Linked DNA regions of Homo sapiens: region 1 is linked to region 2. The links are chromatin loops, found by intact Hi-C in ENCODE. Cell type or tissue: PC-9. All regions are shown on one strand. Links, peaks and the distances in the headings refer to the core of each region. The heading gives the core; the rest is flanking DNA.

What was found. A loop is a pair of places that touch in the nucleus more often than their neighbours do. Peaks named below come from ENCODE experiments on the same cell type or tissue, not always from the same donor. Only the 100,000 strongest peaks of a DNase experiment are listed, where the experiment ranks them.
Region 1: it touches region 2 in a loop (6-fold over the local background); 1 of 110 quality-filtered maps calls a loop at or near these places.

Annotation. Positions count from the first base shown.
Region 1 is chr7:20,237,829-20,243,219 of GRCh38, reverse strand. No RefSeq gene overlaps it. Among named protein-coding and RNA genes, the nearest start is that of GIRGL, 23 kb to the right of the region's middle. RefSeq lists an enhancer at 1,043-1,132. In PC-9, for the core only: no CTCF peak of the experiment used is centred there; no DNase peak of the experiment used is centred there.
Region 2 is chr7:20,350,971-20,356,361 of GRCh38, reverse strand. All of the region lies in intron 1 of ITGB8 (integrin subunit beta 8), which reads right to left. Among named protein-coding and RNA genes, the nearest start is that of ITGB8-AS1, 22 kb to the right of the region's middle. In PC-9, for the core only: no CTCF peak of the experiment used is centred there; DNase peaks (open chromatin) are centred at 3,231 and 4,311; H3K4me3 peaks cover 2,079 bases; H3K27ac peaks cover 3,656 bases.

The sequences.
Region 1 (5,391 bases), core at 78-5,077, 110 kb after region 2:
ATTTTGAAATACCTGTACTATAAACAGCTTTATTATGCTCTACAGTTTCGATTAGATTCTGCTTTGAGTTCTTATCAGTTTTATTTTGTAGAACAGAGAATCATCAGAAGAGGAAACTCATTTTTTTGTAGGTAGTAATAGAATAAGAAAGTTATCCTAGTGCTTATCCTGTCCTCTTCCCTGCTCAGCACCAATAATTTGTTGGGTGTAAAGATTTGTTTAAAGATACTGACCATCTCCCCCTACTACTAATCTCCTTCCCATCCCCTCATTGTCCCATCCCCAAAACAAACAACCTGCATCTGATAATGGGCAGCAAGCAGGTATTATTCTTTAGTAAACTAAGTCAAGACCAGCAAAGCATAGGCTTGCCTTATACTTATATGTATAATATATAAATATAAATATGTATATATTTATGTACATATATGTATAAATATATTATTACACATAATATATTATATATATTAAATATGTATATAAATATAAGTATGTATATATTTGTACATATATCACATGATATATCATCCATGTCATTTGATATATATAAAAGTCATATTGTCTTTGCCTAAACTTCATGTTTGATGGCAGAACCAAATCTGGAACTCAGATTTCCAGGCTAATATTTATACCACACTACACTGTTGCTTATGCTGAATTCAGCTAGTGATTTTTCTAGTTTGCATTGTGCATATAAATATATATGTGTTGCCTCAGTATTTCCATAGGTTTTAAGGGAAATTCATTCATTCCACAAATATGTATTAAGAACTGACTATGGGCTGGAGATATAGCTAAAAGCAAGATGGACAAATTCCTTGCTTCACAAGGCTTAAATTCTAGTAAGGGATACAGGCAATCAATAAGTTGACAAATCTATAATATAGTAATAGGTATTCAAAGCAGGGCAGGGAGATAGAATATTTTGGAAATTACTTCATGAATGCATTGTCCTGCTGTATAACTTTTTCAAATGAAGATGGGTTTGAGACATTTTGAGAGAGTCTTTGTCCATTTAGTGTTGCTATAACAGAATACCAGAGGCTGAGTAATTTATAAAGGAAAGAGGTCTATTTAGCTCATGGTTCTGAAGGCTGAAAAGTACAAGAAGCAAGGCACTGACACCTGCTTGGCATCTGGCAAGGGCTTTTCATGGTGAGTCAAACATGGCAGAAAACGTCAAAGAGGAAGTGGACATATGTGAAGAGGCAAAACCTGAGTGGTGTCCGGGCTGTTTAACAATCAACTCATGCAGAAATATTCCTGCAAGAAATAATCCAGTATTCAGATATTGAGTCTCCCAACACCAGCTTGGTGTTGTTTCTCAAGTCATTTACTGCTGAGGAACAACACCAAGCCCTTCATGAGGGACCCACCTCCATGATCCAAACACCTCCCACTAGGCCCCACTTCCCAACACCAACCACACTGGGGATCACATTTCAACATGAGTTTTGGTGGGAACAAATTCAAACCACAGCAGGAAAGTATGAACAAAAAGTATGCTTTTATCTGCAGTACTTTGGACTTCATTCAGTATATTTGCACTCATGCGTGCACAGACACGTACACACACAATGTGTTGGTAAGATTGGTATGATAATGGCTTTCTCGATGCATTGTTAAAATGCCATTTTAAATAGAGATTCATTGCTTTTCATTATGAGTGTTGTCATTTTCACTCTAATGTATTTCAATGACATTGTCATCTAACATTGTTAACATATTTAAGTGTTGATGAAAAATTCTTTGAAAAGCCAGTAGATAAAGAAAAAAAAAATACAATAGAAAGACAGCAAAGGAGAAAACACACTGGATTCTCAGTACAACTGTAAAGGTTTTTCCACTCCTGGGGAATTCTAGTGTGTTGTAGAGAAGAAGGAAGAATCTTATGCTTCCTCTCACCCTCTTCTCTCAGGAAACAATAATAATGGCATTTAGAGCTCCTGAATGGCCTTGAGGCAAAAAGAAAGTGTTTTCTTTTTCCTCCCCTACTTGTTTGAAATATCTGAGGGTTTCTCTCTACAATTAAAAAAACAAATATAAAGTCAACAGTGCTAATAGCTGTAATAACCAGTAATATCAGGCTCTTACTATGTTCCAGGCAGTAGGCTAAGTACTTTACATAAAATTATTGCATTTAATGAAGACAAAAACCCTATGACTCAAACGTTATTATGTTTATGTTATGGGTAGGAGTCCTGAAGAGGTGAAATACCTTGCTCAAGGTCACGTATGTAATCAAGAGAGTCAGGCACGGACCCTAGCAATTAGATTTAGGGTCTCGACTCTTAAACACAAGCCATCTGTATGAGACAAACTGTGGATTGGGTTCGAAGTGAAATGTGGAAAAAAATGAGCTGCAAGGTATGAAGGATGAAATGTCGGAGGCTGGTCATTGGCCATGATCCGAAGGAAAGTAGTTCAGTGTGGTAAAAAGACCATGGCTTTTCCAAATATCTGTCTCCTCTTCTTGAGGGTGATCCCCATGAGCATAACAGAGAAGCTGTTGAACATAAGCACAGGTTGATACAAAAAGAAACTTTGGAGAAAATTAGATAATTTTTTCACTGCAGGAGTTTCTTAGATAAGAATTAGTAAAGCATTTGTAGGGCATGTTTTGGAAAGACCAGGGAAAAGCCTTACAAGTATCAACCAAATCGAAAGGGTACTTGTGGTTGGTGGATACGTGGGCTTAATTAGCCATGGCTTTCTGGTCCTGCTGCTTCTTCTGTCTCCTGTGGCTGCTAACGCTGGGTGAAATTACTCACATTTGCAGACACTTCTGTGATCACATATTCACTCACTCAACCAATATGGCAAGTGCTGATTTAGTGGGCCAGAACAGAAATTAAAGAGCTAATGTCTGCTTTAGTAGCGCTTCTGTAGTATTTCTTTTTTCCTTCCTGTAATCATTTAACACATTTTATGATAGTAAATTGCATGCTATATCTGGCTCTGGCTTTCAACCAAAACCAAGAAAGAATACGTACCTGTGTTTATGCACTAGATATTCTAAGAAAGAAACAGAAAATAAACTCGTTAGCAAAGAGAGATGAAGAAAATATCTCTGAGGAGGTGGTATCTAATGTGACAAGGAAAGATGAGAAGCAGAAAATAATGAAAAACAGACTGGAAGGATGGTTACCAGAGACTGGGAAGGATAGTGGGAGAGAGAGGGAGGTGGAGATGGTTAATGGTTACAAAAATAATAGAAAGAATGAATAAGGCCTAGTATTTGATAGCACAACAGGGTGACTCTAGTCAATAATAATTTATTTGTACATTTAAAAATAATTTAAAAAGTATAATTGGATATTTGTAACACAAAGTATAAATGCCTGAGGGGATGGATACCCCATTTAACTCTGATATTGTTATACATTGCATGCCTATATCAAAACATCTCATGTACCTCCCAAAATATACACATATCATGTACCCACGAAAATTAAAAATAAAACATTTTAAATAATAAAATAAAATCATAGAAAAAGCTAGTCAAGAAAGCCCAGGCAAAGAAAATGGAAGGATTGCCATTAGAAGTAGAAGGAATAGAAGGAGGTGGGTTTAGTGACTCAATATAGATTAAGAAGAACAAAAAACTCATTTGCAGAGCCAATAATGAATCAAGTTTTCAGAGATCTAATCCTGTGATTTCTGTTATACTTTTCTGTTTCCACAACAGTAGAATGAGAATAAAATGTACTGAAGAGCCATGAGGAGGTAAAGGAAAAAAAAATACTCAAATTTTAGCAGGTTTTTGAGATCTCATGAGACAAATTTTATTTCCAGAGAATTAATAACTCTATAGGATAATATAGTAAGGAAAAAAATTTTAGGATACACAACCTATACTTATAAAAACATGCTATTTTCCAGCAGTAAATTGAGGCACTGGGGATGTTGAATGTGTTTTTAAAAGTATTTTGAAATTTCAATTAAAAAGTTTTATTGAAAATGTTATTCATGACAGTGCTCCACTTAATGTTTCAGAAAAGTCATTGCTGATGTCAATATCTATGGAAAATGTGACATAATTTTTGTTTCAGGTCAAGGACTGCAGAAATAAATTTTTACTAATGATTACTTCCTCATTTTAATGAGGTACTTTTTTAGTATTGTTACTCTAAGGTGGTGACACCTCATTACTTGGCAAATTTACATGGTTTTCAGATTTCTGATTTATAGAAAGAAGACCGTGTGAAGCCCTAATTCACTCAGTTTCATTATGTATACAACTGATTAAAAAATAAGTCATGAGGGAACCACTAACAATGTGACTGAAACTTTGTGGTTATCTGCTAGACTGTTGAACTAATCCAACACACACACACGGAAGTTACGTTCTCTCTAAGACTGTTATGGCAGAGCAACTTCCAGCTGCTTATCCAAGTTCTATGCCGTGTAGCCTGGGCGTGGGCGTAGCTGTCACATGAACGCTTCAGGGGATCTGTCAGCATGGGAAGGACAAGAAGGTAATGGGCTTAGGATTCCTGTTCCATGCCCATGCTTGACGAAAGCTTGTTTAGAATATTCTTCTAGGATTCTTAAAAGAACATTGGAATGTCCCTGCGTTATTCCTCAATGTTGGCTGTGCTTCTCTGCTGGGGAAGGGGCTTATCACATGCGACCAAAGAGGAGCACTGTCTAAGCATCATTAGTTTCATCTCTTTTTTTTTCTTTTTGCGGGGGCACGTCTCCAATCTCATTCTTTCTCTGCTGTCTAATTCTCTATATTCTTGCTTCTCAAGGGGAGGGTCATGAACCAGCAGCATCACCTAGGAGCTTGTTAGACATGTGGAATTTCAAGCCCCCGCCACCAGACTTGCTGAATCCAAATCTGCATTTTAACAAAGAAGCCTTACACGCACATTGAACTTTGAATCTCTCCTCTACATTCACACATGCACAGGTTTCCCCTATCTGGCAAGGCTATCATCATACCTTGCCCCTGTTTCCTTGCTCTAATTATATTTTTCCTTTCTGTTATGGCCTGACTTACATGTGCTGCTTCAGATATTCCCTCCAGAACGCTCTGCAATCTGGCTTCATTTCTACCTGTAGTAGCACATGTAAGAGTCATTGCCCCTCAGCATCCTTTCTCCTTACCTCCCTGGGGATCTACCCCTCCTCCCTTTTCAGACCAGGGGCTGCATACCCTTCCCCCAGGCTACTGCGTATAACCACATTAAGTCAAATACTGCATAACATTCCTTCTGACCATGGTGATTGGTGCCCACAATGAGATTGTTTTGTGACCACTTAGAGCTAATGAGAAGTAATCAGAATTGATTGGGACTTCTGGAGAGTAAGAGTTCTTACTTTTCTTACTGTGGGGTTTCAGGATGACAGGATATAAATGCTAGGGTTTCTCCTGCAATCAGTCCT
Region 2 (5,391 bases), core at 333-5,332:
TTGATTACTGAATCTCTCTTTTGCAGAGAAATATATGCTATTATTTAATATAAAAATTAAAACAAATAAATACATTGGCATTCTAATCACTTGCCATGACCTAGTTATTCCAAGTTTTGATTTGAGGTTTCCTAAAGGCCCCTACAAAAATAAAGGGAAGGAGTAGGTGCTTAGGCCTACTTCTTTGAAAATAAGGTACAGGAAACAAAACAAAAGTCAGTTAAATGTTACGAGGGATTAAGTAAATGGGCGTGAGAGAAAAGGAGGAAACATAGAAAGCTCTCTGAAAAAGGTGGATCTGAGTAGGGAGGTTCTGAAGTAGTAGAGAAGATACATTACCGGGAAGTTAGTGTCTGAGATGATCCCTCAAAACAGGGGGAGCAAGGATCTATTTGTTGAAATAGACAAAGAAGCAGATGTCATTCAAATAATGATAACACATCTGTGGAAAAACTTTAGTTACTAAGTACCACCAATGCTTATTTAAACTGTGCTCATATAGAATTAATTGAACAATATTCATGAAATTCAAAATATTTGTAGTTGGCTCCTGAATTACGCTTTCAGGAAATACTACTCTCTTGCAGTGTCGCCCAGCCTAGGCTGGCACATTCCTCTCCTTTGCCTACAGCACAGTGTTTAATTTGTTTCAAACTTGTAGCAAACAAGCATTCAGACCATGGAAATGAAAATAAGTATCTTTATGGGGCAAACTATTTTCTCTAAATAATTTTGCCTCTACTTTCACTTAGAAAAACCTACAATAGTATTTATGTTTAGTGAAAACCAGTTTGGATTCCTCTCTATCTTGCCTTCTCTGTTTGCTGGTCCAGTGATTAGGTTTGATAGTCTGAACGTGTATTTGGAAGAGAAGGAGGTAGTACAATAATGTTCAATTCTTACATAGTAGCTCAGGAGGAAGCTGGGGGAATGAGGACATTACAAGAAAAAACAATTGTTTTAATTCCCCTGAGAAAGACCCTAGAGTAGAGATTGTTAGCAAGTGATTTACTGGGACAGGCAGTGAGGCATGGCAGCAAGCATATACGTTGGTGCAATGGGAGTGTGGCCTCAACCTGACCCCTCCCATAGCTTTGAGCCCAAACGACAACACAAAGTTGTCCCACCTGGGAGCCTGGGGCCTGTTTTCTACCCCATATCAGACAGTCACTGGCTGCAGGCAGCCTGGTACGGGGAGGAGTGGGGTTGGAGCGGGTTGATGTTCCAGGCATCTCTAAGCAATGTGGCTCCTTTTGGTGGAGGGCAATTCCTTTGAGAAAGTGACAACTGTGAGCCATAAACGGCCAGAATGCAGAGCAGCTGGGGATGGGTGCACCAGCCCTATAAAAAGAGCATGGGTGGGGCACTAGCAATGTCTATACAATAATCTCCCCCAGAGGGTGATAAATGATTAGAGTGTATTGTCACACAGATTGCTGTTTGCCTGCCTGTTCTTAACTAACGGAATCCTAAATTTGTTGAAGGTGGCATTGAGAGGAACTGAAATGCCACAATTCCCACCTTCTCTTGTAATGATGATGATTGCATAACTAACGATGATGATTTAAATGGAAGCAGAAGTTTCTGAATGGGGCTTCTGTGAAAGTTTTCAAAAAAGTTTTCTTGTTTTCCTTTTTATTCCCCTTATGCCCATCCTGCCTCTTTCTGCCTGGAACATGGCTGTAATGTCCAGACCTGCAGCAGCCATATTCAGACTTGAGGGAACTTGTCTCATAGAAGCCGAGGCTAAACACAACCGGAGAAAAGGAGCCCAGGCCTCTCAGAATACCAAGGAGTCCCTGTATCTGCTCGTTTACTCTCAGAACTGGGTCTGATGTGAAAGGAAAGCTTACTCGAATCTTACTTCGTCCTGTTTTCAAAGACCCTCTTACTTGCAGATAAACACAATTCCTAACTGATGAATTTTCATCTGAGTTTTGAAAGATAAATAAGAGACTCTAACAGAATAAATGTAAAGTTTTAAAAGAAATGTCCAGCATAAAATTACTTTATGTGAAGTAGATCATCCATACTAAAGAGATATATTTCTTCATGTTTGTTTGTTTGTTTTTCCTTGGAAAAGTAAGAATACTAGACTACCAGTTCCTGGGAGGAAAGGTGCTTAAATACATTTTCTTTATATACCCAGTATATGAGCCTTGTACATACACTCAATATACTAGAATACACTCAGTAAATGTGTAATTAATAAATAATATTCCAAGTAGAGGTTAATTTGACAATTTAATTCCTGAGTTTTTATAAGTCTTGACTACATATATTCTTAAGTAATCTTCATTTCCAAAACCTATTTATCACAAAAGGCAATGTAACTATGTTTACATAATGATACATAACTAGATGAATTCATCTCTATGTTTCCACAAACACAGATTACCGTTTTCTTTTTTTTTTTTTTTTTTTTTTTTTGAGACGGAGTCTCGCTCTGTCGCCCAGGCTGGAGTGCAGTGGCGCGATCTCGGCTCACTGCAAGCTTCGCCTCCCGGGTTCACGCCATTCTCCTGCCTCAGCCTCCCGTGTAGCTGGGACTACAGGCGCGCGCCACCACGCCTGGCTAATTTTTGTATTTTTAGTAGAGACGGGGTTTCACCGTGTTAGCCAGGATGGTCTCGATCTCCTGACCTCGTGATCCGCCCGCCTCGGCCTCCCAAAGTGCTGGGATTACAGGCGTGAGCCACCGCGCCCGGCCGATTACCGTTTTCTTACACTTGGTCTTCTGATATTGTGTAGTTCAGCTGAACTAGCTTATTTTTAAAGAAGTTAATGAAATGATATTAAGTTAAAATAGTCTTTTTTTAATGCCGCCATCCTCAGGTACAAGATCACCAAATTCACTTACTTTTCCTTATTACACAGATCTAAACCAAATTTAAATTCATTACATGTTCCTTGTCCCTTGAAAGGTGAGTATCCCCTGACTGAGCAGAATTTTCTTGTAATGCCAGTTAGGAAACAGCACTAAATATCTTTGGTTCTCAATAGGTAGGTTTTTAAGGCTTTTATTATATATAATCTTTATGTTTCAGGGACAAATTTCAACTTCTCCTGTTACATAGTGAGTAATTTATGTGATTACAACAGGCCTTTACGCTAGCATAAAGATTTTTGGAGAGCAAAAGAAAAACAAACAAGCATGTTCAACCTTGGGCAGGTTAAGAAATGTTAGGACAATGCAATGCATTCCATTAGTCTGCCCTGCCCTGTTTAGGGCAATCCCAGCATGAGTCAGAGCTTAAAGTGGGCTAGGATGGCATAAATCAAAACTCTAGGTCATGAGGGAATTTACAAGAAGAACCATTGTGAAGCCACTAATGACACCCATGGTGTTGAAATGGGCCATCACAAGAAGCCCAGTCAGATGGGATCATACTAGAACTTTTTATTATGATTCATTTATGCCCATCATAATCAACTTTGCATTGAAAAAGCTCTGATTGCTGCACACATGGGGTGACTATATAATTTATGAACTACACTGAGACACTTTTTAACCTGAAAGGGGCACTGTTAATTGTACCGGTGCAAGACGTGTAAACTGAAACTCCTCAGGAAAACTGAAGTCTAAGGTTACCCTAAACACAGAGTATTCTGGTGTTGTTGAATGAGAAATCAAAACAATAAACAAGGCAATTCATGATGAGTTTACAGGAAATGTGAAAGGAGAAAGAGAACACCATGAGTTAAAGATACACTCTCTCAACATAAAGGTAGACTTGAGGCTGGTTTTGAAGGATAGGCGAAATGCAGAAATCCAGTTAATAGCTGTTTGATTATCTTCAGATTATATCTTATATACATCTTTACATGTATATTTGATGTGGAAAGAAGATGACCAAACATAAGGAATATTTTTCATTTGTGTTTGAAACTGATTTTTCAGTCCATATTATTTCCTAGGCAAAGCAGTTTCTCTTGGCAGCCAAATGGTCACTCAACATACAAGAAGAGTAGTTCTTGAAGAGGAATAAATTCAGTTTTGCAGTTGCTTATTTAGCTGAATACTTCAATTTGTCTTCTGACACTCACCTGCTGGGAATTTTCAAGAACGGCAGAAACAGGAAGAAAGATGGGGGTCAAAACCATATCATCTATCTGTACAGCTTTTCCTACATTAGACTTAGAACTTGAAAAAGGGATCAAAGTATCCAGATTCAAGGAGGGCCCCCAAGGCCCCTCAGTGGCAAATTCTGGTTAAAGCTGCATTTGTCTAACTTGGAAAAGCAGTATTAGTCATGTGCTTTGTTTCTTGTTTTCACTGGAAATTTTCCATACATTCCAACTGTCCTGTTTATGAGGCACACTCCCTTTCTATAAAAGCCAAAATATTCACTGGTTTCCCAGTCTGTTCCTCTAAATAATGTTTTCAATCTAACACACTAGAGTTCCAGGGGCTCTTCCTATTTTCATTTCCAACTCTTGGCAGGTATAGGTTTCCTTTCTCCAACTTAAAAAAAAAAGCACTGTTATTCATGTCCAAACTTCAAATGCCATGGTTAAGGAGGTTAAAAAAAATGCCCTAGGATAGTAAGAATGCATTTTCTACATTGTATCTTTTAAACTTAAAGTCACGTTGCAGGTGTGAACTTGATTACAGTAGCAAAGCAACACTCTATATTGTAAGAGATTTAGTGCTAAGTAAAAAACAAACACCGGTAAATTAAAACCCAATATGAATTTTAGGTCACTTAGGATTTGGTTTTCCTTTAATCACATTTCAAAATTCAAAAATATATTTAATATCTTTTGACTCTGCACTTGAAAATTAAATCTATACATACAGGACAATAAAATTAGAGAAAATTTAAAAAATCAAGTATCTATTACATGATCACACTGTGTTGGCCCTATGCCAAGCACTTTATATAAATGATCTACCTGAAGCTTCATAAAGCTCCCATGAGGAAAGTTCTGCTATGCCCATTTTACAGATGGAAAACTACAGCTTAGGGAGGCTAAGTCTCACCTAAAGTCACAGAGGTGGTAAATACAGAGACCAAGTTTGAACCCAGTTCTGATGACAGAACCTTTTCTTGTAAACACTGTCTTAGGTGGAATAGAGAATAACATAAAAAAGAAAATTATTCCAAAGTATGACTGAAAACTCCTGGCTAATTAGTACTATTATTAGTTCTTAAATGATGACTCAGCAATAATCCCTAGTACCTCCAGAAAATTCTTTAATACAAGTAGTATGTCATTACTTTTCTTATCATCAGTGCTAAGGTAATCCTATTTTCCCACTCTAAAGATAAGAATGTTAGATTCTCCCTAGTAAGATTATTTTCCATCCTTGGAGTCAGAGACTCTCCTAAATACTTTGGTACCCTTTTCAGAATTCATTTCCTTTCTATGCACAGGGAAACTGAGTTT